Regions from separate parts of the Homo sapiens genome. Here all the other regions are linked to region 2. Evidence: read pairs that join two places in POLR2A ChIA-PET (ENCODE). Cell type or tissue: PC-9. All regions are shown on one strand. Each heading gives the region's core, and the rest is flanking DNA. Links, peaks and the distances in the headings are about the cores only. Region 1 overlaps KILH (KRT19 interacting long noncoding RNA in hepatocellular carcinoma). Region 2 overlaps LOC124901334 (a long non-coding RNA gene). Region 3 overlaps LRRC1 (leucine rich repeat containing 1). Region 4 has its middle 12 kb from the start of LINC01564.

Region 1 (8,351 bases), core at 1,441-6,440, 180 kb after region 2:
TAGGATAGTTTATTCCTACAGGGGTAGGTCCCAAGTTATTAGGAAAGCTCATTTTTAGCAGATTGAGAAGTCTCATGTCCTGTGAAGAGACAATAGTAGGAGGAAGGGAGAAAAACAACAAACAAGAGAACAATCCTAGAAAATCTATATAGACCACATTACTTTGAAGTCCATACATCAGTAGGTAGGTATGAAAGTGGCTTATGTACCTAAATAGTTTGCTTTTATTTTCTTCTGAAGTTTAAGTTGTCTAGATTCAGTTTGCAGGACTTTAGAAAGTACAGCTTAGTTTTCAATTATTTCGAATTAGGAAAAATGGGGTGAGGGGAAGGAAAAGAAGGAAAAAAATTGAAAACATTATTTTGGAGACTTGTAGCCAGGAAAAATTAGAATTCAGTCTAAACTGTAGAAAATAATAAAAATAGAAAAACATTAGGCAAGACTAAAATCTAACAACAGGTGCACTATAGTTTTTGAAACGTATTTTTTCTCTCTCCAGTTTCCCATTTTCACTAAAAACAAATCATAGAAGAACCAATTTGCTTTATTATACTTGGCCAGATTATTTGTATGAAGTGAAGCAAGAATAATTATTTTTCACATAGGCTTTTAAAATTAGCTTTGATGGACTTCTTCCATAGAAGGAATCTCACATAAGCCTTTTTTAAAGCCAAGCCCAGCCACAGATTTGTACCATCAAATACCTATGAGTTGGGTGAATTATTCTCCTTTTGAGTTCCAACATAACTTAGGGCTCTTGGGCCTGTCAGAAAGTGACATTCTTTACTTACCACAGGTCAGGAACACCGTTCAGGGACTGTGCAGACAAGGTATGAGGCCAGTTTCCCCAAGGGGTTTTTATTGGCTCTATAAATCAAGTTTAATACCTTAAAGGAAAGCACACCATTCCAGCCAAAGACTCAGTAAAATAACCAGTTTCTCCAATTGTGTCCTGTTACAAATAAAAACAGATTCTTATTTCACTTATGCAAATAACTATATTGCCGTAAGTCACGAATACTTACAAGTAGTTTCCAAATTTTGGAGAAATCAGGTAGAGAGAAACAAATAAGCTCCAAATTTCGTTCATAGGAGTATACTTGTTAAAAGCTGTCAATAGCTCAAAAGAAAAGTTTCCTTGACTCTGAAAAACAAAACAAAGGATCAGCAACGTTTTGTGCAAAAAGTCAAAAAGACTACTTCAGTCTTCTACTGGTTCAGTCCATGCAGTTAATTTCTGTTCTGCTTGATATTCGTGAACATTTCAGCTCTCCGTAAGTCCTGAAAGTTTTTCCTCTTTTCTAATGTCACAATCTCCAAAGTTATCAGAAAACTGCATTCAAGAACACATGTTAAGAGTTTTATAGCTGATTATAAAACTACCTTCAAAAGAGGAACAAAACAAGACAACAATTGTCCATGGATGACAAAAAATTTTAGGGCAGCCATAGTCAAAGACACAGTTGACAAGAAAATTTGTTACCTCTGTGGCATACAATAATTTAACATAACAATTATAATTACTGATAACATACACTAAGTCATATCAGAATTTTAGGAGTTTCCTATTATTTTGGAACAGATACCAATAACACATTTATACAAATACAGCCCAAAGAAAACCAAATACCATTTCATATTTGACAGTGCTTCCTGTATAATTTTTATACCAAATAAGACAAATATGTCATTTTTGGACTTTAGGGAACATAATATTTTAAAGGATGAATTAGGTCAGATAAAGACATAATTTATAATTTGATTTTGGAAACTTTGTCAAATATCAAAGGTTGAAAACACTTGATATCACAAAATAAGATCACAGGTCATTGTAAAAAGTCATTTATTTAACCAAAGTGATAACTCAAGGATTTAAAAAAAAAAAAGGCAAAAACCTTCATTATTTTAGAGAGGAGACTTAATTTCCCAAACAAGCCCTAATAAAAACAGCATGAAGCCAATTAAATTTGCTTTCCAAAATTTTATACACAATCTATAAAATTTTAATCCTGACTATAAGATATAACTTCCATAAACCTTTTATAACTTTTATAACCTTTATTAAGGAGTCAGTCAATGCTTCCAGAAAACCTTGTTAATACTACACAGGGAACCATATGATGGTCTTGCATCAGTATGCCTTTGACATTAACGGTTAATTTATAGAGAAACAACTTATTTTCTCTATCATAATCAGTCCTTACAATCTTAAACACACACCTCTTCCACAGAATAGTCCCTGGGCCTTGAGGAGTTGATTAGCTTTAATTTCTGGCCTTGTGTTTTAGGAATCCAGTTTATTTTGATTGACTTCTTCTACCAGACCTGAAGATGAGGATTTAATTGCTGTCAGTGTTTAAGATTTAGCAAGACTTGGTGTCCTTTTTAGACCCAGGAGTCAAAGCCCTGTAACTCAATGTCACAAGTACTTTAAAAGCACATACAGAAAGATACACGGATGTAATACCTTTAATTTTTTAAAAATTTTCTTTTAACCTCAGTTTTTTTCTAAACAAACCAAAACTTAATAATAATGGCATAGGAATTATTTCAATAAAATGTAAAATCTGTTAGTCAGTTACCAAAAAGCAAAACAAAAGACCTTCTGCAGTGCACAAAATATTATGTTGGAAGAAAACATTTCCTTTAGACCTGTATTGTTAGCATCAGGCCACAACAAACAGAACTCGAGGGAAAAAAAACTTACATGAGCTGAAAATGAGATGAAAGTGAGCATTACTATTTTACACATTTTAAAAGGGGAGAGAAAACCAAAAATGGTGAGATGCAATAAAAGTTGAACTTTGGGTTAAAAAAATTAAAATGTCTTACAATTTATTAAGAGTAAATCCAGCCAGGCATGGTGGCTCATGCCTGTAATCCCAGCACTTTGGGAGGCTGAGGCAGGCAGATCACGAGGTCAGGAGTTCAAGACCAGCCTGGCCAATGTGGTGAAACCCCGTCTCTACTAAAATTACAAAAATTAGCCAGGCGTGGTGGCAGATGCCTGTAATCCCAGCTACTCGAGAGGCTGAGGCAGGAGAATTGCTTAAACCTGGGAGGCGGAGGTTGTAGTGAGCCGATAATGCGCCACTGCACTCCAGCCTGAGTGACAGAGCAAGAATCTGTCTCGGAAAAATAAAGAAAAAGAGTAAATCAATCCCCTAAGAAACTTTTATTGTTCTAATCAATTCTTTAATGTGTAAGTGTGTTTTTTTACATCAAACCCAATTTCTAGAAAGACCATTATAATTTCCCTTTAATCATATACAACTTGATCATATAAAAGTTTTGTTTTGTTTTGTTTTGTTTTGTTTTGAGACAGACTCTCACTCTGTCACCCAGGCTGGCATGCAGTGGCGCAATCTTGGCTCACTGCAACCTCCACCTCACGGGTTCAAGCAATTCTCCCTGCCTCAACCTTCTGCGTATCTGGGATTATAGGCACCTGACACCACACCTGGCTAATTTTTTTGTATTTTTTAGTAGAGATGAGGTTTTGCCATGTTGGCCAGGCTGGTCTTGAACTCCTGACCTCAGGTGATCCACCTGCCTCGGCCTCCCAAAGTGCTGGGATTACAGGTGTGAGCCACCGTGCCCGGCTGAAAGTTTTTTTTTTTAAATAAATCCTCTTATTGTGACTTACACAGATCATTCATGACATGCTTGGACTTTCTGGTTTGTCCTGAACATCCCTCTTTCTTAAACAACCCGTCATCTTATTCCAGAATAAATTTACCATACAAGATTCTTTCTCATATAAAATTATTTCTCTTTGAGCTTTCTTAGCAAAAAATACCTTTTATTTCTGCAACTTTCTTTACATCTGCCTCATTTCCTGGTTTCTTTTATCTTGTTTTATATATAACCTTAAAATAAGCTTTGAATTAGACAAAAATTGTTCACCTTTTAAAAAGGACACATTTTGTTTTTTAGAAAAAATATTTTCCTATAATATATTTTCATTGTAAAATACCCAAATAATGAAATATCCATTATTTAATTTAATGCAACCTTAGATTCTAAATTATGACAAGTTTATCTATAAGTATTTATCCCATTACATTTACCTAATTATTTTAATTGTTTACCTAGATTATTTATGAAAACTATGATAGTCATCATTTAAAGTTATGAAACTCACCATTGCAAAATTATAATTGACACAGTGAAAAAGATATGACCTAACTGACTCCCTCTTGCCGCTAACCTCCAAACTATCCTTGTTCATTCCTGGGCATAGGCCGAACTGACTGTGGGAGGAACTTAGTTTGGTTTAGCTTTGAAACAAAGATGATAACAGTCATTTCCCAAAAGAAACCTTATTGCCTGTGGACTAGACTCCCTAAGGCCACAAGATTAGAAGTTACAGTAATTTTACTAAATAATTCAAGATGTAGCTATTTTCATTAAACCAATATCAATGTCTTATTTATTAAAAATTAACACAAACAAAAATCATTCTGTTTTAGGCTGGGTTTATAGTTTTGTAACCCTATGCCAAACTTTGACACCTTACAGTATTTGGCAGGGATAAATATGAAATGACTTGATCCATAAATGCAAACGAAAATGTATGCTGGCAATTCTTAAGACATTTCTAATATTACTTTGCCAGTAATTTTAAAGCTAGCTTATTTATTAAAGATTTTACTTAAATCACATAAACTTGAAAAAGCATTTGGCTAGTCTTTTCTTTTCTCTGATAAAGCATTGGATTTAAGCACCTTTATTTTTCTGCAAGCCAATTAATTACAGCTCTTTTATATGTTTTTAGTAGTGAAACGTGTACATAACACATAGATACATAGATGTATTAGGCATACTGATAGAAGTACATCTTATAGATTCCTAAGACCTCCTTTTGTTTTCCCCTGTCTTAGACTTGCAAACTCATGATAACCTGTTTCATTAACCTGGCAGTTGTCAGCTAAATAGCCCTAAACCTGCATATTGAAGGAAACAACTCTTAGATGAAAAATCAGATAGCAAAATTTATATCTCAAGGTACAGACAGAAAAAGTCTAGTGGTGCTAGAGGGAGAATAAAGATGGATGCCAAATCAAACATAAAATTATAGAACTCTATCATGGGATTGTATGAGGAGACCAATTTTATTCATATAGGGATTATTTCTTTTTTGCCTAGATCTCTGAAATCTGGGCAGAGCCCACACTGAATCCTGGGTCTCCAAAAAGGGAGAATTATTATGAGGCTAGACCATGTAATGCTTTTGCAGTGCACTTAAAACAATTGTTTTTAAGCAAAGACATTTCAAAGTGTCTAAATTACACTCTTCCTTAAAAACTGAAGAGTAGCCTCTGTTGCAATACCTATTTTAGTCAATAAATCAGGTAACACAATACAAACGCAAGCAGTTTAAGAGCTGATACAAGTTGTCTGTTTACACTCTTGGAGTTCCATAATGAAAAATGGGTTTCTCCCCAATAGGGAGTCTGGTGCCTTCTCCATTTTCCTTAAGGAACCCCAGGCTACTATAAACTATTTTAGGCCCCTCATGCGGCAGAGGGTGCAAGAGAAAGGAGAGACAGCAGAAGTAAATGAAGAAAACAGAATTCAGCCAACTGAGAAGAAAAAATCTTTTGCTCAAAAAAAGAGAGGAAGTCCTAGGAGAAAAACAAACAAACCATGATGTCCTTTTAAATACAAACACCCACACACACACACACACACACAAATTGCTGCTATTGCAGAAGTACCAAGTATCAAACCAGAAAGGGCTTGATTTAGGAACCAAAATCAGGCTGTTGTGGTGAAAAAAAAAAGATGGCAGAACCCTTAGCTATGGAACTGCAGTGTAGGGCAACAGCCATTGCTCTTTCAGTTTGGCCTGGCAAGCAAAGAGGTGGCCTTGCTATGTAAAGAAAGCCCCTTAAGTAGTCAAAATCAAAAATATTTTTTTTTTCTTTTGCTGGCCATTTTTCTCCCTCCACCACTCCACCTTTTTTCTTTTCTCTTTTCTTTTGTGAGAATTTAGCCACTTCAGAGGCCTTATTCCTCATAATTTGGAACTTTCCTTCAGATTTGATCAAGTCAGATAGTTTGATCAAACCCAATGGGAAAAAGACTGAAACAACAACAAAAACAGAAACAAACAACAACAAAAAAGCAGTTAAGCCAAAAAACAATGGCACAACTTGTAAAATTACTGAGTGTTCTAATGGTAAGGAGAAATTAAGACCAGCTAGTTGTTCATATTAACTTTAGCCAAAACAAACCCCAATTCAGTTACTTACTTAGGGATGAGTCCCAAGCTGAAGACTGCTCTCTACCATCCTAGAAGCAGGAAAAATCTCAAATTTGGCTTCTCTTGGAAGCAAGCTGAAACTCTATAAAGGAGTTACCTATCTTCAATCTTCATGGAAGCCGGAAAAATTTGCCTTGTACTGGAAGCAAGTAAAACTCCAAAGGAAGTTGTACAACAAAATAAACTTTAGATCTCAACCACATTTTGGGAAATCAGGGATTCTCTGGAGGGGGTGCTTGCAGGCTTCAGCAAATTGTCCTATTGGTTTGAGCCATAAAGCTAGCTCGAGCTGGTACCAGGCACTGATAGGAGATTTGTCAAATGTCAGTGGCACAAACACTCAGAATCCCTTCATGGTTGCCAAAATGTGAACCCTGAATATCTGAGACAGGTGTCAGTTAATTTAGAAAGTTTATTTTGCCAAGGTTGAGGATGGGTACCCATGACACAGTCTCAGGAGGTCATGACAACATGTGCCCAAGGTGGTTGGGGCACAGCTTGTTTTTATGCATTTTAGGGAGACATGAGACATCAATCAATATATGTAAGATGTACACTGGTTCTGTCTGGTGAGGTGGGACAATTCAAGCAAGGAGGGGGCTTCCAGGTCACATGTAGGTGAAAGACAAATGATGGCATTCCTTTGAGTTTCTGATTAGCCTTTCCAAAGGAGGCAATCAGATACCCATTATCTCAGTGAGCAGAGGGATGACTTTGGATGGAATGGGAGGCAGGTTTGCCCTAAACAGTTCCCTGCTTGACTTTTCCCTTTAGCTTAGTGATTTTGGGGCCCCAAGATTCATTTTCCTTTCACAAGTAACTGGCCACAAGAGAAACAGAAACAGGATTAAGAAAGAGCCCTAACCCCTCCCATCACAGGCTCCATCAGCACATTAGAGAGGAGTACACTAGGTGACTATATATACATATTTGTGCCTGTGATAATTGCAAATAAAATGACACTAACCATTGTAAATGTTCAGTTCTTCTCAACTATTCTTTTTGACCATCTTGGAAACCCTTGCAAATATTTAAAGACAAGCATTCGTGTAATAGAGTTCATCGTAATACATTGTGAACCCCAAATATCTGAGACGGGTCACAGTCAATTTAGAAAGTTTATTTTGCCAAGGTTAAGGACATACCTGTGACACAGTCTCAGGAGGTCCTGATGACTTGTGCCCAGGGTAGTTGGGGTACAGCTTGCTTTTATTTGTTTTAGGGAGACAGGAGATATCAATCATTATGTGTAAGATGTACCTTGGTTCAGTCCAGTAAGGCACACAGGGTTGGGGGGAGCAGAGGGGGATTCCTTTGAGTCTTTGACCAGCCTTTCACCGAATACACAATTTAGTCTGGCTCAGTGAATCTGCATTTTTATATAAACAATATGGCAGAGGAAGCAATCAGATATGCATTTGTCTCAGATGAGCCTCAGAAGGATGACTTTGATTTCTGTCTATCCCTTGTCCACAAGGAAATTCCTTGTAGGCAAATTGTGAGGGAGGTATGTAGCCTTTTATCTTTGTAGCTATTTTATTTAGGAATAAAATGAGATGCAGGCAGGTTTGCCTGACATCGTTTCCAGCTTGATTTTTCCCTTGGCTTAGTGCTTTGGAGGTCTCGAGATTTATTATCCTTTCACAACATATAGAGGAGTGTCTCAAACTTGATACTACTGACATTTAGAGTAGGACAATTCTTGTTGTGGGATGTCCTGTGTATTGTAAGATAAGTTTTTAGGTGAGTTGAATTTTTTCCTTAAGGTACTTACTACATTAAAGTTTAAGTACTAAAATAAGTGGCAGGAGGTATTGTATGAGAAAAAATACTTTCGGGAAGTACAATATATTTTTTTTTTTTTTTTTGCTTTTAGGAACTGGTCTTATCGAAGCAAAATTGCTCAATTATTCAGTACAATTGCCTTTCTACATAGATGTAATTATGGCTAACACTTTTTCACATCTCATCATCCATGAATGATAGGTTATAGTGCGCCAAAGTTCAATTATTTGGTGTTATCTAATCTAGAATGAACTTTACATATATTTATGTGAACTAAGGTGAATGAAATGGAAGAAAA
Region 2 (8,351 bases), core at 1,801-6,800:
CATATGATATTGAAAAACTAGAGTGATAGGATTCCAAAGAACCACTGCTGTTGTCTCAATGTCTGTGTCCTCCCAAAATTTATATGTTGAAATCCTAACCCCCAAGGTAATTGCATTAGGATGTAGGGTCTTTGGAAAGTGACTGAAGGCTCTGCCTCTTGAATGGGATTAATGCCCTTATAAAAGAGACCCCTGACATCTGCCTTTCCCCTTCCACCATGTGAGGACACAGTGAGAAGGTGCCATTCATGAACCTGAAAGTGAGCCCTCACCAGACACCAAACTGGTTGAGCATTGTCTTCCCATTCTCTAGAACTATAAGAAATAAATTTCTGTTATTTATAAGCCACCCAGTTTTCAGTATGTTGTTACAGCAGCCCAAATGGACTAAGACAGCCACTCCACTAGGCAAGCCTGAGTGTAGAGCCATCAAAGACAGCTTGGAGAAATAGATTGCTGGCCTTGAGCACCCACATAGCTCATTTTTGCCCAGTGGGAGCTAAAAAATATCTCCTAAATGCTGCTGACCTCCCTATGGTTTGGTACATGCTTAGTACACTCCAGACTTGAGGCCTCTGTATTTTCCATTCTTTCTCCCTAGTATCCTCTTCTAGGTAAACTTGAGGCTTGCATCAGGGATAGATGTAAAGCACATGAAATAATACCTAGCATATATGGTTACTGAAAAAGGAGGGAAGAAATGTTATGAGTTCAAGTGAAAGAAGAGCTTCGTGGAGAGTAGTTAGGATTCACCTAGAGAAAAGCAGATTTGTGTAGGGGATGGAGAAGAACGTATTATCATCAAGTAAACAAAGGCATGGAGCTGTGAAGGTGAGGGTTTCTCTAGACACCTCACAATGAGTCCAGAGTTCAAGCAGGAAAATGGTACGTGGTAGGCAGTTAGGTAAGAAAAATAAATTGAATCCCAAAATAAAGGGCCATGAGGAGTAGGCAAAGGGTTTTGGACTTTGCATCCTGCCTCCTCCTCCTAGACTGGTGACTTACTTCCTGACTAGAATATGAGATTTCTGAGGACATGCCCAGCATCATGTTCTGCACGTAATCTGCAAACAACATTCCATTTATTGGTGACTAAACACTCCGGCCCTGGGGTGAAACTGCCTGGGTTCAAATCCTGCCCCATTCCTTCCTGACTGTATGGCCTTGGATAAGGTAGTTAACTTCTGCACACCTCTGTTTCCTTATCTGTTTAAAAAAAAAAAAAAAAAAAAAAAGGTTAATCAAGGTAGCAGGTTCACTGGGTAATTGTAAAGGTTTGATGGATGTTACATATAAAGCACTTGATATACAACCTGTCAAAAATTTTGTACAGTCAAGTAGGAATGTGGCAATAACCGGGATTTTGAAGGATAGGAATGATTGGGATGGTTAGAAATCACATGTGTGTGATTCTATAACAGTTTATCTTCCTATTGATGTGTTTTATAGGCAGCTAGCATGGGCCAAGTATGTTATCATCAAGAACTGAAGAGACTTAACTAGAGCAAGTAAAACAACACCCGAAATGCAATGTACATATATCAGAATGCTTTTCAGTTCTGCATTTGTGTTCTAATTTGCCTTTAAACATGTGTTGAAAAGAGTTTGACAGATGGGCAGAGGCAACACCATTACTGAGAAAAGTCACTTGACAAATCCTAATATTTCAAAGAGCCACTCCATTTGTGGCACTAAGATTAAATTAAGACAGTGCCCTGGGAAAACACAACTATGCCAGGACTCTCCTCCTACTGAATGCTTCTCATGTCTAAGCTTTACATTTTCAACACTCATTTCCAGGTCTATTTTCAGTTGCTCTACAAAGGATTAATGAAAATAACTCCATCTGATGTGATTAATGTCTCAGAAATCTATCTCATCCTAGTGTTCACAAGACTCTGGCTTCCTATAGAAAGGCCTTCAAAACAATAAGATAAAGAAAATGTATAAAAATTGAAATGTTGATTTTGATATTGTATTCGATAACAGATTTTGGTCAATGCATGTTTATTTTAAAAGAAAGCATGCACAACAGCTTTTCTACTAATAATGGTAGGAAATTACATAGCTATTTAAAATACCCAATTCACACAAATTGAGATGCAAATGTTGGTGTTATTGGCTTAGAACAGAGACGAACATTTAACTCTTAACATGCACATTTTATCCTTAATCTATTCTCAGTAATATTTTATGTTGCTTCACCATTGTCATAAAAGGAAACTGATTTCCTTTTCTGGTAAAGAAGGGAAATAATACTATTAACCTCCCATGATTATTATGAAAATAAAGTGAAATCAAGTAAACAATAGTTTTCAAACTATTGAGAGGATGCAGTTACTCATCAGTAATATTAGAAGGAAGACAATAAAATTTGTTTTCTTCTTTTAAGGCTCGTATAAATACATATATGTATACATACATGTATATATACTTGTCAACTTGAGCAGGGCTGTATAGATAGCTCCCTATATAACAAAAAGATATGAAAATTTGACAATTTAGTATAGAGATTTTTCTAATAAAAAGCACTTTTTAAATATCAAGCACTTTCTTTGTTTTCTAAAACCATAACAGCAAATTTTTATTTATTATGCTAGAACATAATTAGTAGTTATTCGAGTGAGCACAGACAGAATTACATAAAAACAACAGGTGCAAGAACTCCTAGATAATTTCATTAATTGCAGAGGCTCTATGGATTTGGAGCAAGATGTCTAAAATACCCCAGAAGCAGGTGTTCTAGGTCTTCTTATGGCTCATGTGGGCACTTGGAGGTATTTGATGTGGTAGATAACAGCTTGCTTAAAGACAAGGCTGAATAGGACAGCTGTCAAGGGCATTAGTGGTATGTGATGGGTGAGGACTGGAGAATACAGAAGGTATAATCAGAGTCCCACCAGGGCCAACTCTGGCTAAGCTGGTTTCTGTGTTCTCAGAACCCTCTGTCTGCTCTGGTTTCTCACTGGGGTTTCCTGTGCTTTCCGCCCGCCAACCGAATCACATTGCCTTTCCGTCTAGGTGCTGCTTCCTCCTCTTCTCATGGCTAACTCTTTCTCATGATTTAGGGTTCAGCTCAACTGTTACTTCTTCATGGAGGCTGATGCCTCCCAGTCTTCATCTTAAAAGTGTGCAGCTTTTATCACCGTCTATAACTATGTTACTTAATCATCTGTTTATTATTCACCGTGTGCTACAGAAGATGATCTTGATGAGAAGAAACTGCATGTTACCCAACAGTTTCTGGGTCATAGGCATGCATCAGGTAACTGATGAATGAATGAATGAATGAATGAATGAATGAATACATTAATCTCCAAGATTCCTTCAGTTTACGATATTCTGCTTGACTATCTAGTCCCTCAAAAGGCATTACCTTTCCCCTGTATTATCTCAAGCACCCTATTATAACTTTTTGAGTTAGTAGCATGTTCACCAAGGCTAATCCTCTTTAGCATGTTAGCCAGCTATGATGGCCACATTTTCACATAACAAGATGATTTCACCAAGTTAAAAACTTCTTTGGGATCTATTCGTAAAAGTATATATAAGAGTTTACATTTCTAACAATATAGAAAAATGTAGAGCCTCCATTATAAAACATCTAGAAATGTTGGAAAAAAATATACAAAACATACTTTTAAAAGCACTGACTTTATAAGATAGTACAAGAAATGTTCAGGAGCTAAAATTGAAACAGGTCACAAACCAGAGCAGTACAGAGACAGGAAGCCTGCGGTTGTCCTGGGAGGGAAGTGGGAGACAGGAAGGGGGCGCCATCGCACTAGCTCAGAGCCAATGCATGCGTGGAGATGGCAGATGAGGTCCTGGCTCCACACATATATAAGGCTGGGAGCTGGAACTGAAACACCAGTAGGGGACTCTTGAAGGACTCTATTTTCAGTAATAGAGAGGTCCTTAAATAAATCCACCCACTGACAGGGAGATGACAAGGTATTTTGTTTATTTCAGTCTGGGTTCTGAGTGAGGAAAAAGAAAGTCTGCCCTGAGTGTTCCTGATCAAGACCTGCCCCCACGTGGATTCAGGGCTTATCTTTTATAGCTCAAGAACTCTCAATCAAGCAATTCATGTAAAAATGAAGCCTGGTTTTCTACCCATGGGGCATTCGACGGAGGCAGTTGTAAAACTTTGCTGCAGAATCACACCTTCGATCCAGGCCTCACAGGATCCTCACAGTTAAAGGCTCAGTGTTGATAAATTCGCAATCTATATTTATGAAACACTCAAGCTACCAGGAGCAAGAGGCAGCAGATACCACAAACAGCATGACTGGATACCTAGGAATTTCCGGTGAGTCAGACATAGGCAATAAAACAGGTATCTTTAGAATGATTAAAGACGTAACACAATAAAAAAAAAAAGGAGAAAAATGCAACTGCAAAGTTGACGGAATAAACAAACACAGTGCTTAGAAAAGAAAAGTATATTCATTGAAGCTGAAAACTTAATTGACGCATTAGAAAGAGCAAAGGAAGCTGGAAGATAACATTAGCTGGAATAGCATTAGTTGGAATATGCAACTGGAGTAAGCATTAGCAAACTGGAAGATAGCTCTGAGCATGAATTCCAAAGAGATTGAGACAAAAAACATGAATAAAAAGGGAGAGATGTAGAGGATAAAATGAAAAGATGTCCAGTAAAAGTTCCAGAAGGAAAACATGGAAAAAATGAGGAAGAGGCAAAATTTGAAGATGCAATGACTAAATTGTCTAAAATTTTTGAAACATAAATTGTCTGATTCACAAAGTTTAAAAAGTCCTGATCAAGAAAAATAAAAATAAGTTCATTCCTAGTGTCAACAACAAAACAAAATGTAATGAAACAACAAAATGTCAAAGACAAAGATCTTCATAAGCAAAAAGTCAGTTAACCAAAATGAACAATAATTACATTGATATAAGCAACACTGTAAGTGTACTAATATCTTTGAGATGCATAGTTATCAAACTAAAGTTCTATGCCCAACTAAACCATCATTAAATAATAATAACAATTGAGAGTGCACCCCTAAAGGACCCTACTAGTAGATGCAATTCAGGAAGAACAAGGCTGACCTCAGAAGGAAGGAGTGAGATGCAGAAAGGTAGAGTAGGCAAGGAAATTAGTAAAATGTAAATAAATCTAAATAGATCTTGACTAAAGTTCTAGTCCAACTAAACCATCATTAAAATAATAATAATTGAGAGTACACCCCTAAAGGACCCTACTAGTGGATGCAATTCAGGAAAAACAAAGTTGAACTCAGAAGGAAGGAGTGAAACCGGGCGTGGTGGCTCACGCCTGTAATCCCAGCACTTTGGGAGGCCAAGGCAGGCAGATCACAAGGTCAGGAGTTTGAGACCAGACTGACAAATATGGTGAAACCCCATCTCTACTAAAGTAAATACAAAAATTAGCAGGGCGTGGTGGTGCGCGTCTGTAGTCCCAGCTACTCGGGAGGCTGAGGCAGAAGAATTGCTTGAACCCGGGAGGTGGAGGTTGCAGTGAGCCGAGATCGTGCCACTGCACTCCAGCTTGGGTGACAGAGTGAGACTCTTTCTCAAAAAAAAAAAAGGAAGGAGTGAGATGCAGAAAGGTATAGTAGGCAAGGATATTAGTAAAATGTAAATAAATCTAAATAGATCTTGATTATAAGCAGCAACATCATGATAGTGATTGATTTTGTGATTATACAATAGGATGGAATTAAAACAAAATGGAAGAGATTATTGGCTTAGAGTGTTCTAAAGTCTTTCTATTCTTTGGGAGGTAGATAGAGATATTTGTTAACTTTAGACTTTGAAATTCACATTTGCATGATCAAGTTGTAAGTATCATCACTAATACAAATGAACTGTATAATTTTCAAACCAATAAAGTGCTCTTAAAAAGCTCTGTGTTCTAGTGCAGTTGACAAAGTATTTCACAGCACCAGAGCCAACGTTTTTCTACCTGTTTTATAAAAGATCCTCCCCATCCTCCAAGCAGACTTAGAGGTTTTCTCCTCTCTGCTCTTGGGTATCTTGGCCAAATCTTTAGAGCAAGTGTAATGGCCAATTTCTTGGGTCAATTTCCTATGCCTCCTCATCATTGTGTCCCAGTGCCTGGCATATACCAGGCACTCTCATGTTTGAAGAAGGAATGGATATGACTTGCTCAAGTTCACACAGCTCTCAAGTGGCAGATAAAAAACAGGGACCCAGATTTTACCTCTTCCAGGTTTGTTCCATCCTTTGACACAATCTGAAAAAAAAAATTGCATTTTAAAAAAAAGTTGTATTTCAAGAACACAGTAGCTGCTTGATTAAAGCAAAAAGAAATCACTCTGAGGTGAAAAGCAAATGAAGGGAAAGAAATTTCATACCAGTAACCGTTGTCAGTCTATTGTTAAAAAAAAAAAAAAAAAAATCCACACTTTGCAGGTTGTGCTAGTGACTGAGCCAAGTCCCAGAACAGGCTTTTGGAATGACTGCCTTTTCCAGGGAAAACTTGACCACATTCACCTCGAGGTAGTCTCTGCTGGGGCATGATCCTAGGGAACTGAGAAGGCCCTCACCCACCAGCTTATCACTGCTAGGAAGTAAAACCTTCAAATATCCCTTGTTGCAATACAGGAACCTACTGGTGATCTGCTAAAGGGGTGGAAGGTGGAAGGGCTGGGAACTTCCTCACGGAAAATTCTGCATTGAAATAGCAAGGAAGGAAAAGTAATTGAAGGGAGAGTAGAGAAAAAAAATGGTGAAGATAGCAAATGCTTGGAGCTGGCTTTTTTCAGATTTTCAGCCTCAGTAACCCATATTTTAAAAGTGGAAACCACATTTGACCTTCCCTTATCTCACATCAAGATTGAAGACTCAGGAGGAAGTGGATCTTTTGAGATTCTTTGACTAGCACCAGATGACTGCATTAGAGTCTCTGAAATGCAAAACTATGTGATCCATGTGATATTTTCTCCAATCCTGTCTTATGAGTTGCAGAGCCAAGAGAAACAGATGGAGAAGGAAAATTATCGCGAAGTAAGCTTTCCTTCAAGAGTAGAAAGGTAACAGATGCCAGTAAAGGGAGGAAGGAATGAGTGCAGGCAGCTCTGGACAACAGGGAAAGGTAGGAGCTGAGAGTGGGTTTAGTTTGGGTTCATGTCTAAATTTACTAATCATCCAGTCACAGTGGTTCCCATCTGTAATCCCAGCACTTTGGGAAGCCAAGGCAGTAGAATCACCCAGGAGTCCAAGACCAGCCTGGGCAACATAGCGAGGCCCCATCTCTATTTCTAAAAATATATATATTTTTTTTTCTTAAATTTTAAATAATAAACTTACTGATGTCAGAGCCATGTGATATCTAGACATATGCCTTTGGCAAGAGGATTAAAATTCTTTTTTTGAGATGGAGTTTTGCTTTTGTCACCCAGGCTGGAGTGCAATGGCACGATCTCAGCTCATTGCAACCTCTGCCTCCCAGGTTCAATTGATTCTCCTACCTCAGCCTCCCAAGTAGCTGGCATTACAGGCGCCCACCACCACGCCCAGCTACTTTTTTTGTATTTTTAGTAGAGACAGGGTTTCACCATGTTAGCCAGGCTGGTCTCAAACTCCTGACCTCAGGCGATCGCCCACCTCGGCCTCCCAAAATGCTGGGATTACAGGCATGAGCCATCCTTCCTGGCCTAAAATTCTTAAATACAGCCTGGTTCATCCACTTAAACAATCCTTTCTCTCCTTTACCTGTCTCCCATATAAAGAAACACCAGAAAGAAAACATGCTCTGCAGAAAGACTAAAAGAAGTTAGAGAGAGAGAGAGAGAATGTGTTTGTTGTGTTTTCAAGAGTGGACTGAGGAATTTTGGCAGCAGGAATATGTAACATTTCTGCCACAGTGGAGTGACTAGGGTTAACTTTTTATTTCAGCCTTCCACTTGGAGGTCAGGTGAAGTTCTTTGTTTTCATTCATCTCCTTTGACACTTTTCACAAGATCATGGAGCTTTGCCAGAAAGGGACTTCACAACTGTCATAACATTTTAATCTCTCCAGGCCTGGGACAAGGTGGAAACCTACAGGTTCCCAAGGAGATTGTTTTCATCATTAGCATTTCAGCCAAAGCCTTAATGCTGCAAAAAGAAAGCATAATGTGGAGCAAGAGTTCCTGCTTTGGCCTATTCTGACTCTAGCTCTCCAGGGCTCTGATGAAGTCCATTGTGATCTAGCATTAGAAAAAAAATAAAAAATAAAAAAAATTTTTTAAAAAGCCTTCTCTCTTAAGCCTTGCTGCTATTCGTACTGGCTCAAAGTGCATGGTTTAATACTTGTAGCTATGAATACTTGCATATTTCCAAAGGCCTTACCGTACACA
Region 3 (5,000 bases), core at 1-5,000, 91 kb before region 2:
TCTTACACTAGCAACACAACTGCCCAGTGAGCAATCATTATCACAAATTGAACTTTGAAAGACAAGGCATGGAAGGTATCAGAGCCACACCTTCAACAAACCTCTCTGGCTTCCAGTCCAGTGTCCTTTCTAACTTCTGCCCCACAAATATCCATGGCCTTTCTGACTCCATTTCCCACACCCACAGGCCCATGCACCCCATGTTCTGGCACCAGTGAATCATTCACTATTCATTATGCCTTTCCTGTTCCTAACAACCTTTCCCCAGCTAGCAGCATTTTATTCATCCTCAAATGCCACGACCTCTCTGAGGCCTTTACCCAATTACCTGGAAAAAATTAAGGTGATTCTCCAACGCATTTTGCCTCTGCTCCTTCAAGAGATTAATGAGCCCCCTGTAGTAATAAACCATATTATACACACTAAGGCATCCCTCAGAATACCCGCCACAGTTCTACTCAATAGATATTCAATGCTAGTTGTCTAGTGAAGTAACATGACACTACTTCAACTGTTTTTTTTTTTTTTTTGTGGAAGTGTTTATTCGATTTCATTTTAAGTTCCAACTCAGGATATTTAGAGTATATCTATGCTTTGTAAGCAACTTCATTCCCCACCCTCACAACCTCTAGGCTGGAAAATGGGCAGAGAGAGCAGCTTTTGGGTCAGAAGAGAAAGAACCAAATCTGCCACATTTTAAGAATTACTGAGGCAACTGTTAAGCATAAGAATTCTTAGTGCATAATCTCCAGGCACAAGGGTTTGGGAATATGATTGCTTAACAAATGTTCCCAGTTAATTCTTATGATCAAGCCAGGTTTTGGAAACAGTGGGTAAGATCACTGGGTCCTAAGCCTGGATGCACATTAGAATCACTTGGTTTAAATATACCTTATGCAAGTTGGGCCAAGGTTGGGCAGGTGGGTCAAAACATGCATTTACAATAGAGGCATTATAGTCACCAAGGAAAGGGAAACTAATCGGGGGAGGAAGAGTGTTAAAAAAAAAAAAGTCTCAGCTATTAAAATGGTTTGTGTTTGTTCAAAGGGCCACAGTATATATACAGATATACAGTACATCAGTGGTGTTAAGATTTCATAATCGAAGGGGAGATTACAAAATGTATGTCTAAAGAGGCATGGAGGGGGACCTAATGAAAATAAGGTTGAGGAACTCTGGGTTAAGAAGATGAAAAAAGTCAATCACTCTTGACATTTGCATAAAAGATGTCCCCCTTATCCCAAATACTTGTCCTACAGTTGCTCTGAGTTGAGTAAAGATTTGCTAACTGAGAAACAGTTCAAAGATAATATGTACATGAATGCTAGAGGCTAACTGCACATGGGCACCTTCAGAACAGGGCACCTTATCAAATACAAGCTTTTAATAGGTTATCTATGGAGAGTAATGGGGGCTCTTTGTCCTCCTTTTGTGGTCTCTCTTGGAGGATGCAGTGGGACATCCTTTATTATTTCAAGCTGGCTTGGAAAGACTGGGGAGGTTCCTCTATTAACATAAACCAAAATTAGGCTCTAGGTTGTAAGAAGGCATGGCCTCTTTGGGTTAAAATTAAAAATTCAGATCCATTTCAAAAGGAACACCTGGACAGCTGTGATCAGGAGTCCAAAAAAAAAAAAAAAAAAGGCAGATATGTGGAGGAGACATAAAGATCATGCCTCAGCAAGCCCACACGTAGGCAGGGGGCTGGCAGGAGTAGGTGGCAGCCCTAGCAAAAGGATGCTCTGACCTAGTGTGTTCTTTCTAGACACACTAGAAAGATGGGAAAAATGGTCATCACAGGCCAGCAACGACAGGAATGAAAACTGTGACCATGCCATTCCTCTGCTTGAAAAATCTTCAAGGACACTCAGCCAGTAAGTTACTCAAATGGGTAAAACAAGCCAACAATAACCACAGAAGGAAAGTGAAAGAACACAGCAATAGAAAAAGAAGGCAATAAAAAGCACACACCATAAAAAGACAGCATAAAGAACAATCAAAAGGATATAAAAATTGTAATTTCAGAACCAGAGAGTAGCTTAAAGATTATCTAGTCTGTGGTTCTAAAAGATGGACCATCACCTGTTCCCCACTTAACGCCTACAAACCAGTTCTTAGTCTGCTGCGTTATCATCAGACTCCTGGGCCTAACCCTCAGAGTTTACTCAATAGGTCTGCAGTGAGGCGATGCATTTCAGTTTACAAAGTTCTCCGGGTGACTCTCATGAACAGCCAAGTCCGGGAGGCACTATCAACTTTGGAGGCAGCCCCCTTCCCTGATTCTACAACCCCAGGAACCCAAAGCACACTTATAATGTTTATAAAATCCTTTATTTCCCATACCAATGACTTATCTGCCAATTCCCAGTGTTAACTTTCAAAACAGTGGCAGTATAACACGAGAGGGAGGGGCTGACATGGCGCCCCAGTCTCCTTGGTCTAGCAGGACTGACCACTGCCCACATTAGCAGGCTCTTACACAATTACATCTTTAAGGTAAGGCAGGCAAATTTTATAACTTGGTCACTTTTCAAAGATGTATTCCTCTGCCTAGACCTACAAAAACATCCAAAGTGCACACCTCCATCATTACATAGTCAATACTTGGAACCTATTGCCATTATGAAGTACACCTAAAAAGCACATGAACAAAATTACAAAGAAAAATTCCATTATCTCTCCCCATGCATGGTTTACCGGCAACACTAAGTAGTGCAGAGGACACTGAAACACACACTGGAACACACCCAGACAGCAAGGCTAGTGATGAGATTTGGAAGAGAAGATTTGCAGGGAACATCAAATGTCCTTTGAATATGTAGTCTGTTATATGGTGAAAGAATTAGACTGGCGTGGCATGGCCAAATACCAGAAAACTAATGAAAGAAAAATGTTCCCCTACATAGTGAGCTAAAATGTGTCAGGGTCCTCTGGGGATACAGTGAATTCCCCATTCAAGCATGGGCCAGGTGACCCTTTAGTATGGTTTTATCAAAGGAACTGAAAAACTGGATGGTTGATCTACAAAGTACCTTCTTGACCCTAGGATTCTACAAGCTCAGTTTCCATGCACATTCCCCTCTTCCTACTCAAAATTTACCAAGGTTCTTAGATAACAGCACCTGATATGCATTTTGGCCTATAATTAACTAGCACCAAGTACAGCATTTGCATGAAGCAGAAAAGCAAACCTCAGGTTTTCTGGGGTCATAAAACAGCATCCAAAATTCAAGTTAACTGGAAGACAACCTTGGCAATACCATTGTGGACACAGGAACAGGCAAAGATTTCATGACCAAGACACCAAAAGTAATTGTGACAAAAGCAAAAATTGACAAATGGGATCTCATTAAACCAAACAGCTTCTGCACAGCAAAAGAAACTATCAACACAGTAAACAGAGAACCTGCAGAATGAAGAAAATTGTTGCAATCTATGCATCTGACAAAGGTCTAATATGCAGCATCTACAAGGAGTGTAAACAAATCAACAAACAAAAAAAAACACCATTAAAAAGTGGGCAAAGGGCAACGGACACTTTTCAAAAGAAGACATAAATGCAGCCAACAAGCATATGAAAAAAAAGCTCAGCATCACTGATCATTAGAGAAATGCAAATTAAAACAATAATAAGAGACCATCTCACACCAATCAGAATGGCTATTATTGAAAAGTCAAAAAATAACATCTGCTGGCGAGGTTGTAAAAAAAAAAAAGGAACACTTAAACGCTGTTGGTGGGAGTATAAATAAGTTTAACCATGTGGGAAAGAGTATGGCGATTCCTCAAAGACCTAAAAACAGAACTACCACTCAAAGCATCAATACCATTACTGAGTATATAACCAACAGAATATAAATTGTTCTATCATAAAGACACATGCAAATGTATGTCCATGTCAGCACCACTCACAATAGCAAAGACATGGAATCAACCTAAATGTCCCTCAATGGTAGACTGGATAAAGAAAATGTGGTATATATACAGCATGGAATACTCTGCAGCCATGAAAGAGAATGAGATCATGTCCTTTGCAGGAATATGGATGGGATGGCGGCCATTATCCTCAGCAAACTAATGCAGGAGGAGAAAACCAAATATTGCATGTTCTCACTTATAAGTGGGAGGGGAACATATGGACACACAAAGGGTAACAATAGATACTGGGGCCTACCTGAGGTGGAGGGTGGAAGGAGGAAGAGGATCAAGAAAAATAACTAATGGGTACTAGGCTTAATATCTAGGTGACAAAATAATCTGTACAACAAACCCCCGTGACACGAGTTTACTTGTATAACAAACCTGCACATGTACCCTTGAACTTAAAAGTTTAAAACAAAATTAAGGTTAAAACATGATGTTACAGTCCCTGGTTAATTAGAAGAAAAATAAAGGAAGCATTGACCAAATCAGGTAGAAAAACCCTAGCACTACTTTTCATGAGTATTAGAAAGGAGGAGAAAAGAAAGCTTTTGCAAGGCAATTATCAACTTGTCTTTTTCATAAGGATCCATGCTGCAATATATTAAGTTCTTTAATAAGGGAGTTCATGTAATCCCCTCATGAGTTACAAAGAACTTTTAAATATGAAATTTTGATTCCTATCAATATGGTCCATACTAATAGGAGCTTATTTTCTTTTTAAATTCAAAAAACAAGCCTCACAGAAAAGAATAGCATTGTGACTGGTAATGACATGTCTGAGTGAAAGGCTCAGACCAATAGCAGCCTATCCAAAACTTACACTCCAGAGTCACAGTGAGGATCAAGGGACCTGGAGAATTTTGAAAACCTTAATAGCTTAAAGTTGGGAGATGTGTCCAAATATCCAAGCTATTTTCGTGTATTTGTGATGGCTCAGCTGGAAGAGCTGCAAGGACGGTATCATATGACAGCGTTTGCTCTGACAACCCTTTCCAGGACGCGGGAGGGCTTACACCTTAACTGGACTCAGCCTTCCTCACTCATGGGAATATGCCTACATCTCCCAAGAATATACA
Region 4 (8,351 bases), core at 2,016-7,015, 120 kb after region 2:
AAAATTGAGTCTCCAAGTCACAAGAGTATTTTTTTTACTTTTTATTTTGAAATAATTTCAAATTTATAGAAAAGTTACAAAAATAGTAGATAGAAGCCTGTATACCCTTTACCCAGATTCATCAAATGTTAGTATTTTGCCCCATTCACTTTCTCAATCTCCTTTCATTGGCACAAGAAACTGAGGCACAGAGAAGTTAAGTAACTTTGCCAAAATCATACTACTAGAGTATGGCAAACCTGAACTTCAACCTGTCTGGCACGAGAGGCTTCCATCAGTTCCTTCTCCGCTCAAGTAAACTTCATCAACTCTTACAGGCATTCAGTCTGGTAAGTGAGTACCTGGTCTTTATGATAAGTTGTCACATGGTTATGATATTATGAAATATGTATTTGGGCTTGCTCCTGTTTCTTGACATACAGCTTCTAAAACCCTTGGGAATCTCCAAAGTGATGAGTGTCTTTGATATGCTGTGGAGATTACTGATGCCTAGGGACCCCTAAGTAGCTTCCGTATGGGGGCTGGTCACCAGAAAGACCAAGGCATGATTAGACGGTTGGGACTTAAAGTCCCACCAATCAACCTTCACCTCCAGGGAAGAAACAGGGGCTGACCAATGGCTCATGACTTAATCAATCATGCCTACATGATGAAGCCTTCATAAAAACTCAAAATGACCAGGTTCAGGAGCTTCTGGATAGCTGAACGTGTGGAAAGTCCTGGAGGGTGGCACATGCAGAGAGGGCATGGAAGCTCCATGCCCCTTCCCACATGCCTTGCCTATGCATCTCTTCCTCCTGGCTGTTCATCTGTATCTTTTTTAGTATCCTTTATAATAAACCAGTAAACAAAAATAGGTGTTCCTCTGAGTTGTGTAAGTCATCCTAGCAAATTAATTGAACCCAAGGAGACAGTAGTGGGAATCTTGACTTATAGCTGATCAGCAGAAGCAGAGGTGACAACCTGTAACTCGTGATCGGCCTCTGAAGTGGGGGCAGTCCTGTGGGGTAGAACCCTTATTCTGTGGGATCTGATGCTATCTCCAGATAGATAGTGTCAGAATTGAATTAAATTATAGTACACATAGCTGATATCTGCTAGGGAATTTATTGGTTGCTGGTGGGGAGAAATCCCTATATATTTTGGAGACTAGAGGTGAAATGCTCTGTGTTGGCTGTGTAAAAAATGGTTAGGTTTGGTTTTTCCTTAGTGAGTTTTTCCTTCTAACTTACTGGTATAGGTAACAAAACCCATAAGAAAATGTCCTCCTCTAACTTTGTAAGCCCCACATTCTACATCTGAACCAGGTAGGAAAAGGAGACCCAGAGGAGCAATAAGTTAGCAACAGACAACAGTGCCCTGAAAGCAGGAAATGGCAGTGTCTGGACAAATTGTCACGGTCATATTAAGCAAGTTAAGTATTTACTCAGCTGGCAGGAGTATTACATTTTTAATTGTTACCCACTTTAACCAATATTTAGCTAGTGTCCTCTGCATATGGAGGACCATATTAAGCATTTTGGAAAAAACCCAAATGCAAGAAAGGATCTCGGGGAGCAATATACACTCATGAAAAAAATAACCTTAAGCATATTCACCAAGAAGTATACATGTGTTGATAAATTAGTATTATACCAAAAAATTAAAAACCCCCACTGTTCACACAAACCCTGAGAAGCCATTACAGTAGGGAAAGTTTAAGAAGCTATGCTTCTCCTTGATGGTGTAAGGTTTTAAATGGGTTTAGAAAACTAAGGGGCTATGTGGAGTTAAGAGTGCCATGAATGGGGTAAAGATGCAGAGTGGGAGGAAACAAACGTATGTGGACTTAGAAGGGAGGAAATTCATAGGCTCACCTTGGAAGGCTGAAGGAGGCTGACACCATGTTGGATGATCAAAAATCAGCATTAACTCATTCACCAGATGGGTTGGAATAATGCAGATGAACTCAGGGTCACAGGTGTCAGGATGGGGAGACTGTCTCAAAGCAGGGGAGGCTTTAGGCTTGGGAGTTTTGTTTTACTTTTTGACAATGTTAACGCAACTAAGTAACTATGAAAGAGAAGTATGAAAACAGCCCACTGGCTCAAGGTCAGAAGGAAAGCGTGGGAGGCTTTAGAGAAAGTGATGTGTTCACAGGTGGTGAAGCTGAAGTCAGGTGGCAGCAAGTTCAGGTGGAAGTGGATGATGAGGAAATGGAGGTGGAAAGGTAGATTTCCCCCCACTCTATACATTTTTTTCATGGATAGATGTAGAAAATGAAATTATAATTAGACACTGAAGTGAGGTCAAGGAAGGAGTATTTTTTAAGTAAGGAGACAACACTACAGACTGGCCACAAATTCCCTGAGACTGTGTCTAACCAGAGCTGTAGATATTAATATAAAATCAGCTCTCGGCTGGGTACAGTGGCTCTTGCTTATAATTCTAACATTTTGGGAGGCTGAGGTGGGCAGATTGCTTGAGCCCAGAAGCTCTAGACCAGCCTTGGCAACATAGTGAAACCTCATCTCTACAAAAAATACAAAAAATAGCTGGGTGTGGTGGCAGGTGCCTGTAGTCCCGGCTACTCAGGAGGCTTCGGTGGGAGGATCACCTGAGCCCAGGAGGTCGAGGCTGCAGTGAGCCATGATCATGCCACTGCACTCCAACCTGGGTGGCAGAATGTCTCAAAACAAACAAACAAACAAACAAACAAAAAATCAACTTTTAAGGAGTGCTTCTATGACTTCTGTCATTAGGAAAATGTTCAGAAGTAATAGGAAGTATGAGAAACATGAACATTTGTGCAGAAAAGGAGGAATCATAGAAATAAAACTTCAGACTGTTGTGCAAACGGGCACATTGCATATGCTTAAAGTTAAAAGGGAGGAACCAGGGGAATGTGATCAGATTAAAATAGCAAAGCAATTAAAAATTTTACATACAAAGCTTAAAGGCAAACTTAAGAGATTGTAGTAACCACAGCAGGCATAATCAGCACTCAGTAGGTGTTTACTCTGTGTAGGATGATGTTACTGTAGAAGCAAAGGCCCTACTGACAGATCCAAAGCACAGGTGGAGACAGTGACTTTTTCATCACAGCTCAGAGTTTTGATAAAGAATAGAGATGGATTTATTTACTAACTCAATAAAACACTGCTAAACACTAGGGGTACAGAGATGAATTTAATATGGCTCCTCCCCTCAAGGAGCTCCTGATCCAATAGAACAAGCAGACACTAGAGTCCAATGAGACACTAGCTACCAAGAGCAAGGGCAAGAAACATTAGATGTAGGGCTCCACCCTGATATAGTTTGGATCTGTGTTCCTGTCCAAATTTTGTGTTGAATTGTAATATCCGGTGTTGGAGGTGGAGCCTGGTGGGAGGTGATTGGATCATGCGGGCAGATTTCTCATGAATGGTTTAGCAGCATCCCCTTTGTCCTGCCCTTGGAACAATGAGTTATCTGTCAGATCTGGTAGTTAAAGAGTGTGTGGCACCTCCCCCTCGCTCTCTTCCTCCTGCTACTGCCATGTGAGATACCTGCCCCTACTTTGCCTTCTTCCATGATTGGAAGCTTCCTGAGGCCACCCCAGAGTCAGAAGCCGCTATGCTTCCTGGACAGCTTGCAGAACCGTGAGTCAATTAAACCTTTTTTCTCTATAAATTACCCAGTATCAGGTATTTCTTGATAGCAATGTGAGAGTGGACTAATACTCACCCAGTAGACTTCCCGGAGCCTCCCGTCTTCTAGCCCTCTTTTATCAGGAGAGGATGCTGGATCCATCCTGCTGCTCTTTGGCATTCTGGGCACTGTGCTGCTGTGAAGATGCCTTTAACACCTCCCCACCCTAGTGAGATCATCATCATTGATTGCTGCAGTTGCATCCCTGCTGTCACCACCACTTCCACCACAGGTGACCAATCTTGCCAGATGGACCTTGCTGTTATTACCAACAACTTTGACGGGTCTATACCTCACCAATGTTGGAGCTCTCTTATTGGTGTCCACAGTGGTTGTCTGGCTCCTAAAGATTTTTTGTGTGTGTGTAATTCTCTCTCTAAAGCAACTTGAAATACCTCTACTGTGTTCAACTTTGAATGAGTTTTGTAATCACCTAGTAGATGGGATTAAGAAACATACAAACACATATTCTCACTCTTTACTCATTAACCTGAGTTTCACTGTTCTGATCCCTGAGCAACAATCCCCAACTCCTCCATGTCAAATCCAGTCCAGAGTTCTCAAGGCAGCCAGGCAGACTTGGCTTTCCCCAGGGACCCCAGGCCTATGTGCTTTGCTATTTTATTATGTAAGAAGGAAAAGCACCTAAAATGTGAGCGTTAGTGAATGAAAGGTGATTGTGTGACGATACCTCCAAACTTACACCAGCAAAAGAGAGGAAATAAAAGTTAAGTTCTCCACATGTCCTTTTTACTAGAGAATCCCAAATCACTGTGACTCAGCACCTGTACTTTGTGGTCATTTGTACCTGATACTAATTCTATTGTGACTCAGACGTTGCTCCAAACAAGTTTCCTTGTCACATCTCGCCACTGTTGTTAGGAAAACACGTTCAATGCAGGGGAACGTATTTGTTATGCTAGAAGCAAAGAGGGAGAGAGCGAGTGCACAGCAGAAGCAGGTAGTCATCCAGTAGAGATCAAAGTTCCCTTGCAAAGGGAATTTGTCATTGGTGCACACTCCCTTATTTAAGCTTTTGCTGATTCATCGTGCACTCATCAAAGCTGCACTGAGCTAATATTTAGAAATTCATTTGCTATAGAAGCAAACTCCAACATCAAATCCTTAAGTATGTGACTTGATCTATTCATACCTGGGTGTATACTAGTCCTGAGTTTAGGCACATATACCCACCTACACACAGCAGTGCTGAAAAAGCGTGACTGTAAAAAACTGGGGTGATAACTGGACAATGAAGTGAGGTCAATGAAGGGTTATTTTATATAGGAAATAACCCACAGATTGGCCACAAATCTCCTCTGCATTGACATTCATATGTATACATACACATTCTCACATGAAAACTCTTTTAAAAAAACTTTAAATTAGGGAAATTGTTGAAATTTGAACTAAGATGATAGTGAACAAGAAGCCCACAGAATATTAATAATTATCTTAATTTTCTTTCTTATTATTCAAAGTATATGCTCTAAAACTGTACTGAGGTACATCAAGTGCACAAATAGTAGTATGGAGTTGATGTTTTTTTTCCATATACATGTACCTATGTTACCACCATCTAATTCAAGATAGAGGATATCTCTGATCTCTTAGCTGGAGAAGACCGCCTCATGCCACTTTCCAGTAAATATCTCCCCATAGAGTTAATAGTATTCTGACCTCAATCACCGTAATTCATTTTGTCTGTTCTTGAAATGTATATAATTTAAATCATACAGTAAGATACATATATTTAATTTTTAAAAATACATTTAAAATGTACAAAAGCCATGCCTCACTCCTGGCTCTGATCCTCAGCCACCTGTTTTCTCTACCCAAAGGCAACCAATGATACTACCTTTCTTTTTTTTTTTTTAGATGGGGTTTCTCCCTGTTGCCCAGGCTGGAGTGCAGCGGTGCAATCATAGCTCACTGCAGCCTCACACTCCTGGGCTCAAGCCATCCTATTGCCTCAGCCTCCTGAGTAGCAGGGACTGCAGGTACACACTACCACAACCAGCTAATTTTTAACTTTTTTATTTGGACAGAGTCTCACTTTGCTGCCCAGGCTAGGTATCACCTTTTTGTTCATCTCTACAGAAATATTTACTCATATACACAAAAATGCATATGCATATACATAGTTTTCTTCTCTTGAGATCACTTTTGCAAAAATTATAACAATCAGGAAATTATTACAGTGAATGAGATCTGAACTAACCAACCCCCATCTAGCCTTTAACCTCCAAACTGGCCTTAATTATTCCTGGGCTTATGCCAAGATAACTTTGGGAGACATTTAGTTTAGAGTTTAAATGGTAATAGTGCTTCCCCAAAATTATACCACTTTGTAAAGCTAAGGAAAGCTAATCCATCCACCAGGTTATTAGGATGAGAGGAGCCTGAATTCTGCTAAGGTGTAGACTTAAACGATTACCAGCCATTAGTCTGGAGGTCTCAAAAATTGCAACTCCCCTAATTACTCCCGCCGATAACATCACTATTATAGAACCTAAGATTGGCCTTTTGAGATGTCTTTTCAGGTTTCTGCATTTCTGACGACCAATGAACCAACGTCTCCACCCAGGCCTGCCAAACCCCACTAGCCAGTCCTGTGGCCCTACCCAGAAGCAGACTCCCTGGCTCCCCAAACCACCCTTGAAAAACTCTAGCCTCCAAATTTTCAGGGAGATTGATTTGAGTAATAACTCCATCTCCCACGTGGCATGGCTGGCCTCGTGTCAATTAAATTTTATTGCAATGACTTGGCCTTGGTGGATTGATTTTGTCTGTGCAGTGGGCAGGAAGAAACTATTGGGTGGTTACACTCTCACACAAGTTTGGAACACTACTGAAAATTTAAAAAATTAGCTGGGTGGGTGTGGTGGCATGCTCCTGTAGTCCCAGCTACTTGGGAGGCAGAGGCAGGAGGATCCCTTGAGCCCAGCAGGTCGAGGCTACAGTGAGCTATGACTGTGCACTGCAATCTAGCCTGGGCAACAAAGTGAGACCCTGTCTATAAATAAATAAATTTAAATAAATGAGAAAAAAAAGGTAGTGACATACTATAGCATTTAGGAATATGTTTAGCTACAAATAACAGAAACTCAAAAACAGTGGCTTAAACAGTAAGTTTGCCCCACGAAACAAGAAGTCTGGGGCAGTCCAAGGAGGTTCAACAGGCTGCTGTTTCTGTTTTTTTACCTCCACCACCCTTAGAGTGAGGCTTTTGTCTTAATGCTTATTACTTCTTTGTTGCAAGATAGCTGCTGCATCTCCAGGTATTACATCTGTATTCAAGACAGGGAGAAGAAGAAAGCGGGAGTTGGGAAGGGGAGAGACCTGTGTTAGGAAACCAAAAGCTTTCACAGAAACCCTCTATTTCTATCTCATGGGATCATACTCCTGAATCATACGGCCCCTCCAGCTGCACAACACTGTGGTGAAGCAAATATTTTTAGTTTAGCCTTTATTTTTTAGAAAGAAAGGGGATGAGAATTGGCATGAGCAGATATAAGGATAGCCTCAGCCTCACATGATATTATGACTGTATTATTTGTTAAATATTGAGAAAGTTATGGAATACTGAAAAATTTTAGTTTTGGATAAATACCCATTCACATTAATTTTTGCTGTCCTTACTACTACTTTGAGAAAAAAGGTAAACTAAAGAACTTCTAAAATTTCTTCTCATATTGTTATTGTACACAGGTCCATCTTTTTAAATCCACAATTGCAAAATATAAAAACAAAATAAAGAAAACTATGAAAACAGAAAAGTTTATGTAACTGATTTTGTGACAAAAACCTGATGTGACCCAAGGAGAGGCTATTTGAAGTCTTCGTTCATATGATTTAGTGTAAATTGTTTATATGTTGCAGAAATATTCATGTTTGATTAAAGAGTACTGCCCCAGACCCTACTTGGGATATTACATAATAAATAGGATCTTCTAACTTTGAAAAGTTCTGAATTCTCAAACACCTCTAAACCCAATGGTTTAAATAGGGAATTGAAGAACTGTGGTTAGAAAGATGACTTCAATGTAAATATACAATTTGGCAGAAAGTTTAGGGGAATCATATAAACAACTAAATGAATGCAGGCAGAAATGAAAAAAGAAATCCTGAAACTTTAAGAATCGGGGATAATATCAGATAAGTATGTTGCTTAAATTTGACTAATTTAAACCATTTTTATAAATTAGTCACTCAGCATGAAGACATCAAAAATTCTTCCTAAATTCTAAACACTATGTACATTTGAATGCTGAGTTAGTCCCAGGATTCATCCCCAAAATATCACTGACCAGTATGATTTAATATTAGTATTTGCCCTCTCAGGGGCATCCTTGCTGCAGGATATCACAAGGGTAGAAGGTAAAGCAGCTGCACAAAACATCTTTGCTCTTGTTTGTTACTCTGAGATGATCCTCTGCCTGAAAATATCTAAGCAGATACTTTTCTCAGCTTTGCAATGCAAATGATATTTAACAGTTCCCTAGGAATGTTTTGTGTGCTTATCAAATTTCAGCTAAACACATTTATTTATATGATAAATATGATAACCAAAAGGTTCCATGTATTATCTTTTCAATATTCATGTTATACTGTACAAGCACTGTATTATACAAATACTGTATAATATAGTATTGTAAGGTACAAAAATACAATAAACTAAC

The links. Peaks named below come from ENCODE experiments on the same cell type or tissue, not always from the same donor. Only the 100,000 strongest peaks of a DNase experiment are listed, where the experiment ranks them.
Region 1: POLR2A ChIA-PET joins it to region 2 with 8 read pairs; 6 of 35 experiments call an interaction of 5 or more read pairs at or near these places.
Region 3: POLR2A ChIA-PET joins it to region 2 with 6 read pairs; 2 of 35 experiments call an interaction of 5 or more read pairs at or near these places.
Region 4: POLR2A ChIA-PET joins it to region 2 with 6 read pairs; 2 of 35 experiments call an interaction of 5 or more read pairs at or near these places.

What each region holds. Positions count from the first base shown.
Region 1 is chr6:53,554,552-53,562,902 of GRCh38, reverse strand. It overlaps KILH (KRT19 interacting long noncoding RNA in hepatocellular carcinoma), which reads left to right. Exons shown (of 4, transcript NR_110840.1): 4 at 1-1,614. Among named protein-coding and RNA genes, the nearest start is that of GCLC, 14 kb to the right of the region's middle. In PC-9, for the core only: no CTCF peak of the experiment used is centred there; no DNase peak of the experiment used is centred there.
Region 2 is chr6:53,730,633-53,738,983 of GRCh38, reverse strand. All of the region lies in intron 1 of LOC124901334 (a long non-coding RNA gene), which reads right to left. Among named protein-coding and RNA genes, the nearest start is that of LRRC1, 60 kb to the left of the region's middle. RefSeq lists enhancers at 3,582-4,781, 8,233-8,351. In PC-9, for the core only: a CTCF peak has its summit at 3,815; a DNase peak (open chromatin) is centred at 4,293; H3K4me3 peaks cover 1,877 bases; H3K27ac peaks cover 3,229 bases.
Region 3 is chr6:53,822,841-53,827,840 of GRCh38, reverse strand. All of the region lies in intron 1 of LRRC1 (leucine rich repeat containing 1), which reads right to left. Among named protein-coding and RNA genes, the nearest start is that of LRRC1, 30 kb to the right of the region's middle. In PC-9, for the core only: no CTCF peak of the experiment used is centred there; no DNase peak of the experiment used is centred there; H3K27ac peaks cover 433 bases.
Region 4 is chr6:53,612,155-53,620,505 of GRCh38, reverse strand. No RefSeq gene overlaps it. Among named protein-coding and RNA genes, the nearest start is that of LINC01564, 12 kb to the left of the region's middle. RefSeq lists an enhancer at 3,896-5,095. In PC-9, for the core only: no CTCF peak of the experiment used is centred there; DNase peaks (open chromatin) are centred at 3,365, 3,965 and 4,605; H3K4me3 peaks cover 4,266 bases; H3K27ac peaks cover 5,000 bases.